3 separate regions of the Homo sapiens genome follow, and all the other regions are linked to region 1. A link is a contact called in ENCODE Hi-C or POLR2A ChIA-PET data. All regions are on one chromosome and are shown on one strand. Each heading gives the region's core, a stretch centred on a gene start or an enhancer-like site at or near the end of the contact. The rest is flanking DNA. Distances are from core to core; before and after follow the strand shown. Region 1 holds the start of FAM221A (family with sequence similarity 221 member A). Region 2 holds the start of KLHL7-DT (KLHL7 divergent transcript). Region 3 holds the start of SNHG26 (small nucleolar RNA host gene 26).

Region 1 (3,001 bases), core at 211-2,710:
AGGCAGGTGGATAGCTTGAGTCCAGGAGTTCAAGACCAGCCTGGGCAACGTGGTGAAATCCCGTCTCTACAGAAAATACAAAAATTAGCTGGCCGCCTGTAGTCCCAGCTACTCGGGAGGCTGAGGCAGGAGAATCACTTGAACCCAGGAAGCGGAGATTGCGGTGAGCCGAGATCGCGCCACTGCACTCCAGCCTGGGAAAGAGTCAGACCCCGTCTCAATAAAATAAATAACTAAATAATTTCTCAATAAAATAAATAACTACATACATAGGTCTGCCCTAACATGTTCGGAGCTAGGCAAGAGTCAACTGGAGGCCCACAATTCACATATCTAAATATCCAAGTTATCAGTCAACACCAGCTCCAGCAACTTGCTCCCAGGCAAAAGCTCTGGAGAACTGGAGGCTAAAGGAGCCGGCTCTGCTCTGGGAGAGGACGGGATGGTGGTTGTTCTGACCCTGAACCGGGCGTGGGAACTGACCCCATCAAGCTCCTAGCCCTTATTCTTCTGGCTCAGAATATCCAGGCAGTTCTAAGGGTTACCCAAAACTACACAAACAGGGCAGTCAGAGCAGGGGAGAACAGTCAGCTGGGGGGCCGTCTGCGCGCACACCTCTGGGTCATCTGGGCCACCCACGATGCCGCAGAGGAGCCCCTGTCGCTCGCTCCGGCCTCCCTGGCGGAGCCTGGAGCGTCTCCCCTCCGCTTGTACACACACATCCTCCCGCCCCAACTCCGCGTCCTCAGGCGGTCCTCTCCAGGACTTCCCATCCGCCCAGATTCCGGACGATCAAAAACCCCAGGAAGCGGAAAAAGAGCGCGTCGCTGCAGGTGCACCAGCCTCGGTCAGGATCCAGGACAATGAACCGCGTCCTCAGGCCAAAGGAGCGACTCCGTTTCCAGTTTCGGAAGGGGTTTCTCCAGAATACCAAACACCAGTCGGTGCCTTTCTCCTAAAACCAGCACCTCGGGGTGGGGAGCGCGTTCAGAAGTTCACGGTTGACTCAATTACTGGGTTAATTTGATGTATGCTAACTTCTATAGCCCCGAGTACTCGATGTGCCTGTTTTCAATGGCCATTTAAAAAACAGCTGGACCTCTGTATCAATCTAGAGTTAGTCATCCTTCTTGGAAGGGAGCAGAGGGGCCTCTTAAATGTTATTGGAAGACTCATCACTGCATAGAACCGCGTGGCCCTACAATATTTAATTAGGCAAAGACTAAACTGGAATTCATCTAGGCCTCCCCCAACAGCCCAGGCACAGATTCCGGGAACCCCCGCGGACGCCCGCCGGGCCCCTGCTCGCGCCCCCAGCCCAGGGATCCTGGCCCCTCGGAGCGGCGGGGGGGCAGGCCCGGAGCCACAGCCTCACCTCCGGTACTCCAGGTACTCGTCCACCGCCGCCGCGCCGCCGAGAGGCAACGTCAACCGCTCCATTGCCGGTGGGGAAGCCAAAGGCTTCCCTGCGGACCAGCTGACCTCGAAGCCCGACCCGCCCCGTTCCCTCCCGGTACCGCGCCCCCTCCCGCCCGCCTCCTGATTGGCCCGGCCTGAAGCCCGAGGAGGCCGCGCGCGGCAACTGCGCAGGACGCGCGCCCCTACTGGCTGCCGGCGCCAGGCACCAGAACCCGGATCTCCGCAAGCGCAGCCTCGCGCCACATGGAGTGCAGTTTGCCGCCCTCCACAAACCTTGCACCTATTCCCCTCTCCCTTCCCTGGACCGGCGAGTCTTCTTGTAAATTAACAAGTGACAAGGGAGTGCAGTGCCTTGCATATAACAGGCGCATAGAAAATGGCTTATTTCTTTGTACAGCTCTTTTCGCTTAATCCATCTCTTGAAATATAAGTAGTTTTGAGAAGGTTCTGCTTTAGTTTGAGGCCTGCCTCTCCTTAACTGTCGGCCTGTTTCCAGTATTGGCGTTTTCAAAAACTCTGATGTAACAATCAGTAGTCCTGGGTATCTGGGTTCACTTTGGGGGTTGCTAAAGCTACATGTTCTTCAAAGGAACCGAATAACTGATTTAAGGTGAAGCAAGTAAAAACAATTTAGGTGAAGTTTTGTTGTTGTTTTTTAACTTTTGGAAACACTCTGCAAAATATATTTAGAAGCTGAATTACCATGCGATTGGTAATTTGGCCATAATTTGACTTAGCACGTTGTGGAAAAGAATAGGAAATCTTCAGGCGAAGTCATTAAACTCTGAAGCTCCCAGGGGATCAGCTTTAGCGCCCTCTGTAAAGTATCTGGGAGGGAGAATATGCAAACAATAAGAAAAATAATTAAACTTCAGTACAGTACTTTAGTTTCAAAGTACTGTTCTACATATTTCAGGTCCATAAAACATTATGTAAACAAATTGTTTGGGTACCACCCACCTCCCTTCTCGGTACCCTTTCAACAAACCCCACCCTCTCCCCAAAGTCTTCCTCCTGTTCAGAGGCGTTCTTGACAGTCAGATAAATGAGTGATCCTGAAATCGGATTCATATTTTAGGAAACTGATCTCAGCTCAGTATTCTCTCCTATCACACGTGTGGTTTGCTGCTGTCCATTTTACCTCTTCCACCCGACACCTCCCAGATGGGGTCTTGCTCCGTCTCCAAGGCTGGAGTGCAGTGGCGGGATCTCGACTCACTGCAATCTCTGCCTCCTAGGTTCAAGCAATTCTCCTGCCTCAGCCTCCTGAGTAGCTGGGATTACAGGCACTAGCCACCACGCCTGGCTTTTGTGTGTGTGTGTGTGTGTGTATTTTTAGTAGAGACAGGGTTTCACCATGTTGGCCAGGCTGGTCTTGATCTCCTGACCTCGTGATTTGCCCGCCTCAGCCTCCCAAAGTGCTGGGATTACAGGCGTGAGCCACCACGCCCAGCCCCATTCTACCTCTATGAGAGCCTAGTCTTGCTTTTAGGCAGCAACTGAACTAACAAAGAAAAATAGAAGAAAATGCCAGGCTCTGCAGGCTTACAGAAAAGTGGCAGGGGAATGTCTGTGTAGGCAA
Region 2 (2,718 bases), core at 181-2,680, 570 kb after region 1:
GTTTGCTTATAGAAACCAGAAGTTAATATCTTCATAAAAATCTTAAATTCCTCTACTGTTGCCCATATTCCCAGCAGAACCACCAGACAAAGCAAACTAGGTTTTGCAGTTACACATAACTCACATCCTGCTTTGTCCCCTTGAAACAGGATCCCAGTCAACAAAACCCAAACATTCCCACAAATCTACTTAGATGTGTATTATCTATAAATAAAGCTTACAGAAAGGAAAAAGTGACTTTCTATGCTTATCGGTGTAGATGTTATGGAATTAAAAAAAAAAAAAGCCTCTTTGTTTCACCTTCGCCAGCGTTAAAATCCGTTCTTTTCATAACCCACCTTTCGCCGATGTGCTGCAGAATTTCACGAATGCACCACACACCAAGGACAGAACAAAGAGCTCCTCTTAATAACAGAGGCGCACAGTGCCCTTAGAAGATGGCATGGTATTTATCGATGGCTGCTTCTGCTCTAAATTAGCACGAACAGGAGGACTCCTCTTCAACTAGCTCCACCGGGGAACACAGGAGGGGGCGGGGATCCTTATTTAAGAGCAGCTGATGTCAGGCCAGCAACTCTCCTCCCTTTGGGGGCTTCGGTTTGGGCTATGCCAACGGGTTTCTTCACACAAGATCTCACGGCACCTTAAAACGGCTCGCCAATGGAAGGATCCTCGCCCCACAAAGAGATAACTAGGGCAGAGCTGTTACACAACCGATACCCGACGGCGAAAGCCAGCCTGAGGAGTCCCCCAGGAGTCTGACTTGGGAGCTACATCCTCGGCAGACGAGAAGCACTTTTGCTCGAGAATTGTTTTACGCGCCCCTCTACCAACTGCGGAATCGCTCGCCTGCGAAAACGGAAGGAGGGGCGAGGACAGAGAAAGAGGGGCGCGATCCACAGGGCGCGGGGTTCCACCCCGGGAACCAGGGGCCCGAGCCCCGGACCACCTCCCACCGTCGTCCGTCACTCCCACAGAGGCGGTACCTGTTTCCGCATGTTATTCATGACGCCCATGAAACCCGCCAACAATTTAGCTTCTTCCCGAGCAGCAAGTTTCTTCTCGGTCTTCTTCTTGCTGCTCTTCTCCACCCCAGAGGCTGCCATCCTCCCTCAGCTCGGTTCACGCCCGGGGCTCGCCGGGCCGGGCGAGGGGTCGCACTCTCTGGGCACACTGGGGATTCTATCGACCAAACACGGCGATCGGCAGTGCAGCTGCAGCGCCCAGCTCTGGAACGCGCGGCAGGCGGCGGTGGCTCGGCCACTGCCGAAAGACAAGGCCGGGCGGCCCCCTTAGAAACGCTCAGGGAGCGACGCTACCAACTGGGCTGCGTCCCCGGGCAGAACCCGAGCCCTGCCCAGGAGCCTGCGCACTTCGCGCAAGGAGGCGGGGGCACTATGAGGAGAGTCAGGGGCGGGGCCTGACACGTCACAGTGGCGCGCCGTTCCGAGCAATGAGACTGCAGGCACAGGTGCGGCCGGATTCCCTGTCGCTGTCCCGCGCTGAGTGAATTTTGCCTCGGAGCTGGTCCGAGGTCGCGCCTGCTCTTTTGTGTGCCCAAGGCAGATTTCCAGGTTTCGGTTACGTGATTATCTTTTTTTTTTTTTTTTTTTTGATAATTGGGTTGTGGAACATGCAAAGGTGTCTCCCATCAGTGTAAGGCTTCATGGGACAGGGTCGGTGTTCAGTGCAGTATCTGAGCCTGGTGTATGGTAGGCGCTCAATAAATATTAAATGATGAAAGGATATTACTGCAAGTTAAAGTCATGTTACACGGAGCACAAGATTTATTTTCGTGGGATTCATAACGCAAGAGCACACAGTCCCGTTGGTGTCTCCTTGGCGTGCAATGAATGTCTGCCTAACTAGGCTGGCTTACTGTGTGTTTACAACTGAAATCAGTTGTCAGTCGGTTCTAGAAATCTTCAGTTAGGCTTCTCTAAGTGTTTTACGGGAACACGGAACTCAATCACAGCCCTCATGGAAATGTTTTTTGTAACCATATTCTTTCTACTGTATAGTAATATACAGGATTATTTGAAATTGTACATTATTTAACATTATGAAAACTTTATATCTCATTGGTTTTCCTCCTCGGTCTATATAGGACTATACAGAGACATTTTATGTAAAATAATTTACACCATTGAGGCTTTTTTTTTTTTTTTTGGAGGCAGGGTCTCGGCCCTGTCGCCCAGGCTGGGGGTGCGGTGCAGTGGCTAATCATAGCTCACTGAAGCCTCAGCACTCCTGGGCTCAAGCAATCCTCCCATCTCAGCCTCCCAAGTAGCTGAAACTACAGGCGTGCAACACCACTCTGGGCTAAGTTTTAATTTTTAAATTTTTTTGGTGGTGGTGGTGGTGGTGGTGGTGGTGGTGAAGAGGTCACACTATGTTGCCCAGGCTTGTCTCGAACTCCTGGTGTTATGCAATCCTCCCGCCTAGGCCTCCCAAAGTGCTGGGATTACAGGAATGAGCGGCCAGGCCTGGCCCACAGTATACTTTTCTTGTTGAGGACAAACCATATAGCATAATCCAGATGAAAGAGCAAGCTATATATACGCCTCAATTTTTACAAAAGAGTAAGATACTTATGTCTCTGTACTCTTTATCTTTCTTCTATTAATCTAGAGGTTCTCAGATGTGCCTCTATTTTAACTAGTTGATTTGGGGATTTCAGGTGAACCCTGGCAATAGGAATAATTTATTGTTAATAAA
Region 3 (2,700 bases), core at 128-2,627, 830 kb after region 1:
TTCCAGGGAGGGAAAATTGTCCATGCTCTGGGTCTATCTATAACGCTGGATAAAAGATGCCTAGAACCTAGGCTGCAAATGTACAAGCTTTCCTCATTAAAGAATGGTAAAATGGGTCCCATTTGGTTTCATCAAAAAGGCAGCAAATCTTTCACAACTGAGGAAAACAGGTGAACCACGAGCTTCACATTCCAACAGAACTGTGGTACCTATGCTAGCCACAAAGATTATTTGTTGACTCAAATGTAAATTTAGATCTTTATCAATTTTACTAAATTCGCAAAGTATCCCTTTATATAGCATTTTGTACCAGTAATGAACAATTAGTATGCTCAGCGATGCTCAGGAGAGCCGCTCCAAAAACTTACATTATTCCCCAGACAAACGTTCTCTAGGGGCAGCCTTGCGTATTTCTACACCTTAGTAGACCTAAGTTAGGCGTTCAACACCTTGTCCTGGTCCAAGCCAGAAAGAACCCAGTAGTTCAGACTTTTCCCAGGTCAGAAAACCACGAAGGGCCTCCTCACACCCTGATTAAACGTTGGAAGCGGGCCCTGTGCTGTAATAACGCTCTGGCCACTCCCAAAAAAGCGAATCTTCGGGAGGAAAGCAGGCTCCCTTATTAGGGCTCACAGCACTCCGCTCAACTTACTGTAGGCGTCGGCTCCAGCAAGACTCGTCCCTCCAAGCCTTTAAATTATCTGACTGCGGGCCAGTAGCAAATGAACGGCACTGGTGGCGGTGGGGGATGGCTGCGCGAGTGAAATGACCTCCGTGTGTTTGCTAACCCCGCTATTATACTGCCCCGCTTAGAAACTTAAAGCGCTTCAGACATCAGATCTCACTCGCTTCCCAAATAGGCTTCCGTCCGCGCGGTCACAGCCCCTGGGCAGGCAGGAGCCCCGAGTGCACCAAGAACCCAGAGACCGTCCGGGGCTCGGCGCCTCCGCCTGCGGTTGGAATTTGATCCTCAAAATGCAATCATTTAATTGAAAAAGGACTAAAAGCTGCCTGTAGGCCGAATGCGTGGACGGCAGGGACTCAGGCACGGGAGGTGACGGGCGCCTGGCGGCTTCTGCTGAGTGGGGGTGGGATCCTCGAGGAAAGGGGGCGGCCCCTTCAAGCGCACAAGGACACGGGCCGTCCTAACCCGGGACGAAGGGCCCAAGCGCCACGAGGACGCCCCCACCCCCGAGGGGCCCTAACGGAGGCTTCCCCGCGGCGCCGAGCCGAGGCCTCGGCGTGGGGGCAGCGAGAGGCGCGCCTAGGAAGCGCACGGGGTAGCCCCGGAGCCACGTGGTCGGCTCCTGCGTCCAGAAGGTCCGAGCCCACTTACCCAGTCACGCGCCGCGGCCGAAAAGGGAGGGCACTGCGGAGATCAAGTTTAAAAGGGGCCTGGGCGGGGCGGCACCAACCAAAAAGTTGCCGGAAGGCCCCTCCGGGTCCAGCACCCGCCCCGCCCGCGGGGCCCGGAGGCCCTCGCGCGCCCCCTGTCGGCGGCCCGGGCCTTCCCCGCCTTGGGCCCCCCCCCCCACCCCACACGGCCCCGGCTCCCACTTGGCCCCGGCTCCCACTTTGCCCCGGCCTCCGAGTCTGGGGAGTCTGCCCCAAACTCTCGCTGGCTGTGATGTCTCTTTACCTCGTTGAAGGTCAGAGGAAGCTCCTGCCACTCAAATAATGTTAGGTGTCTCTGGTACCCACTCCCCTCCCTTGCCTGGTGTTTCTTAAAGTCTTCAGCCACGCCCCTGGGTGCTTCTTTCAAGACTCGTCTAATTACGTAGCAGAAGACTGGCTCCCGTTAAAGGATGTGAACATTAGCGGAGGTCGGGGGTGCAAACTCATCGAAGAGGGGTTGAAGCACGGGGAGGACTCCTGGTGCCTGGAGTGCTGCATGCTTAGAATGATGGCCACGGCCCGCAAATATCTTGCCCCCAAAGCACGTCTGTGTCATTGGACTGTGAGGAGGAAGGGGAGAAGGTATTCTGACTGCAGTAAAATAAGCAGGTCTGTTGGCTGGATGCCTAAGCAGCACTACATATAGAACATGAGTGTTAAGGACTGAATTTGTCCCCACTCCCAAAGACATTGAAGACCTAACCTCCAGCACCTGTGAATGCGACCTAACTTGGAAAAACTGCGTCTTTACAGATGTGGTCAAGACGAGATCATTGGGGTGGACCCTCCTAATTCAACATGACTGATGTCCTTATCACACGGTGTCAAAATGCCACTTGAAGACAGAGACACACGAAAATGTGGCGGGACAGGGGCAGATCAGAGTGATGCAGCTGTAAGCCCAGGAATGCGGTGGATTGCCGGCCACCACCGGAGAAAGGCTAGGAAGAGGCAAGGAAGGACCCTCCCCTGCAGATTTCAGAGGGAGCTTGGTGTTTGGTTCTGCTGACACTTTGATTTTGGACTTCTAGTCACAAGAAATGTGAGACAAAACATTTCTGTTAAGTCACCGAGTGCTTTGTTAAGGCATCCCTAGGGAATTAATACAAGGACTGTGGGGACTTTCCCTCTGCCGTTCTGTGTAAAATCTGGCCATAAAGACATTATTTGACTTCCCTTGTTTGACTGTAGGTCATAAGACCCCCATTCCAGAGGGAGTCCTGTCCCATACCCAGAAGGAAAGAGTGCATGCTCAGAGAGGCCAAGAAGAATCCAGACAGACAGGCCTTGCTGGGTTTTCTCCCT

What was found. A loop is a pair of places that touch in the nucleus more often than their neighbours do. ChIA-PET counts read pairs that join two places held with the same protein, here RNA polymerase II (POLR2A). Pooled maps may share reads with other maps.
Region 2: a loop to region 1 is called in a map of B cell, with 7 times the contacts of the local background. The contact joins the promoter of KLHL7-DT here to the promoter of FAM221A in region 1. A Hi-C loop is called at or near these places in 1 of 168 maps with a recorded cell type or tissue (B cell) and 10 of 50 pooled maps.
Region 3: a loop to region 1 is called in a pooled map, with 7 times the contacts of the local background. The contact joins the promoter of SNHG26 here to the promoter of FAM221A in region 1. A Hi-C loop is called at or near these places in 5 of 50 pooled maps. POLR2A ChIA-PET finds 5 or more read pairs at or near these places in 2 of 52 experiments (T-cell and activated T-cell).

What each region holds. Positions count from the first base shown.
Region 1 is chr7:23,678,658-23,681,658 of GRCh38, reverse strand. It overlaps FAM221A (family with sequence similarity 221 member A), which reads right to left and starts at 1,460. Exons shown (of 7, transcript NM_199136.5): 1 at 1,376-1,460. The coding sequence starts at 1,440. RefSeq lists an enhancer at 657-906 and a silencer at 1,237-1,526.
Region 2 is chr7:23,104,415-23,107,132 of GRCh38, reverse strand. It overlaps KLHL7-DT (KLHL7 divergent transcript), which reads left to right and starts at 1,430. Exons shown (of 3, transcript NR_046220.1): 1 at 1,430-1,574. KLHL7 (kelch like family member 7) reads right to left here and starts at 1,348. Exons shown (of 11, transcript NM_001031710.3): 1 at 987-1,348. The coding sequence starts at 1,106. RefSeq lists enhancers at 402-481, 187-1,173, 962-1,241, 1,362-1,551, 1,174-2,160.
Region 3 is chr7:22,852,917-22,855,616 of GRCh38, reverse strand. SNHG26 (small nucleolar RNA host gene 26) reads right to left here and starts at 1,377. Exons shown (of 5, transcript NR_146320.1): 1 at 1,337-1,377. RefSeq lists enhancers at 373-602, 394-1,005 and a silencer at 1,103-1,562.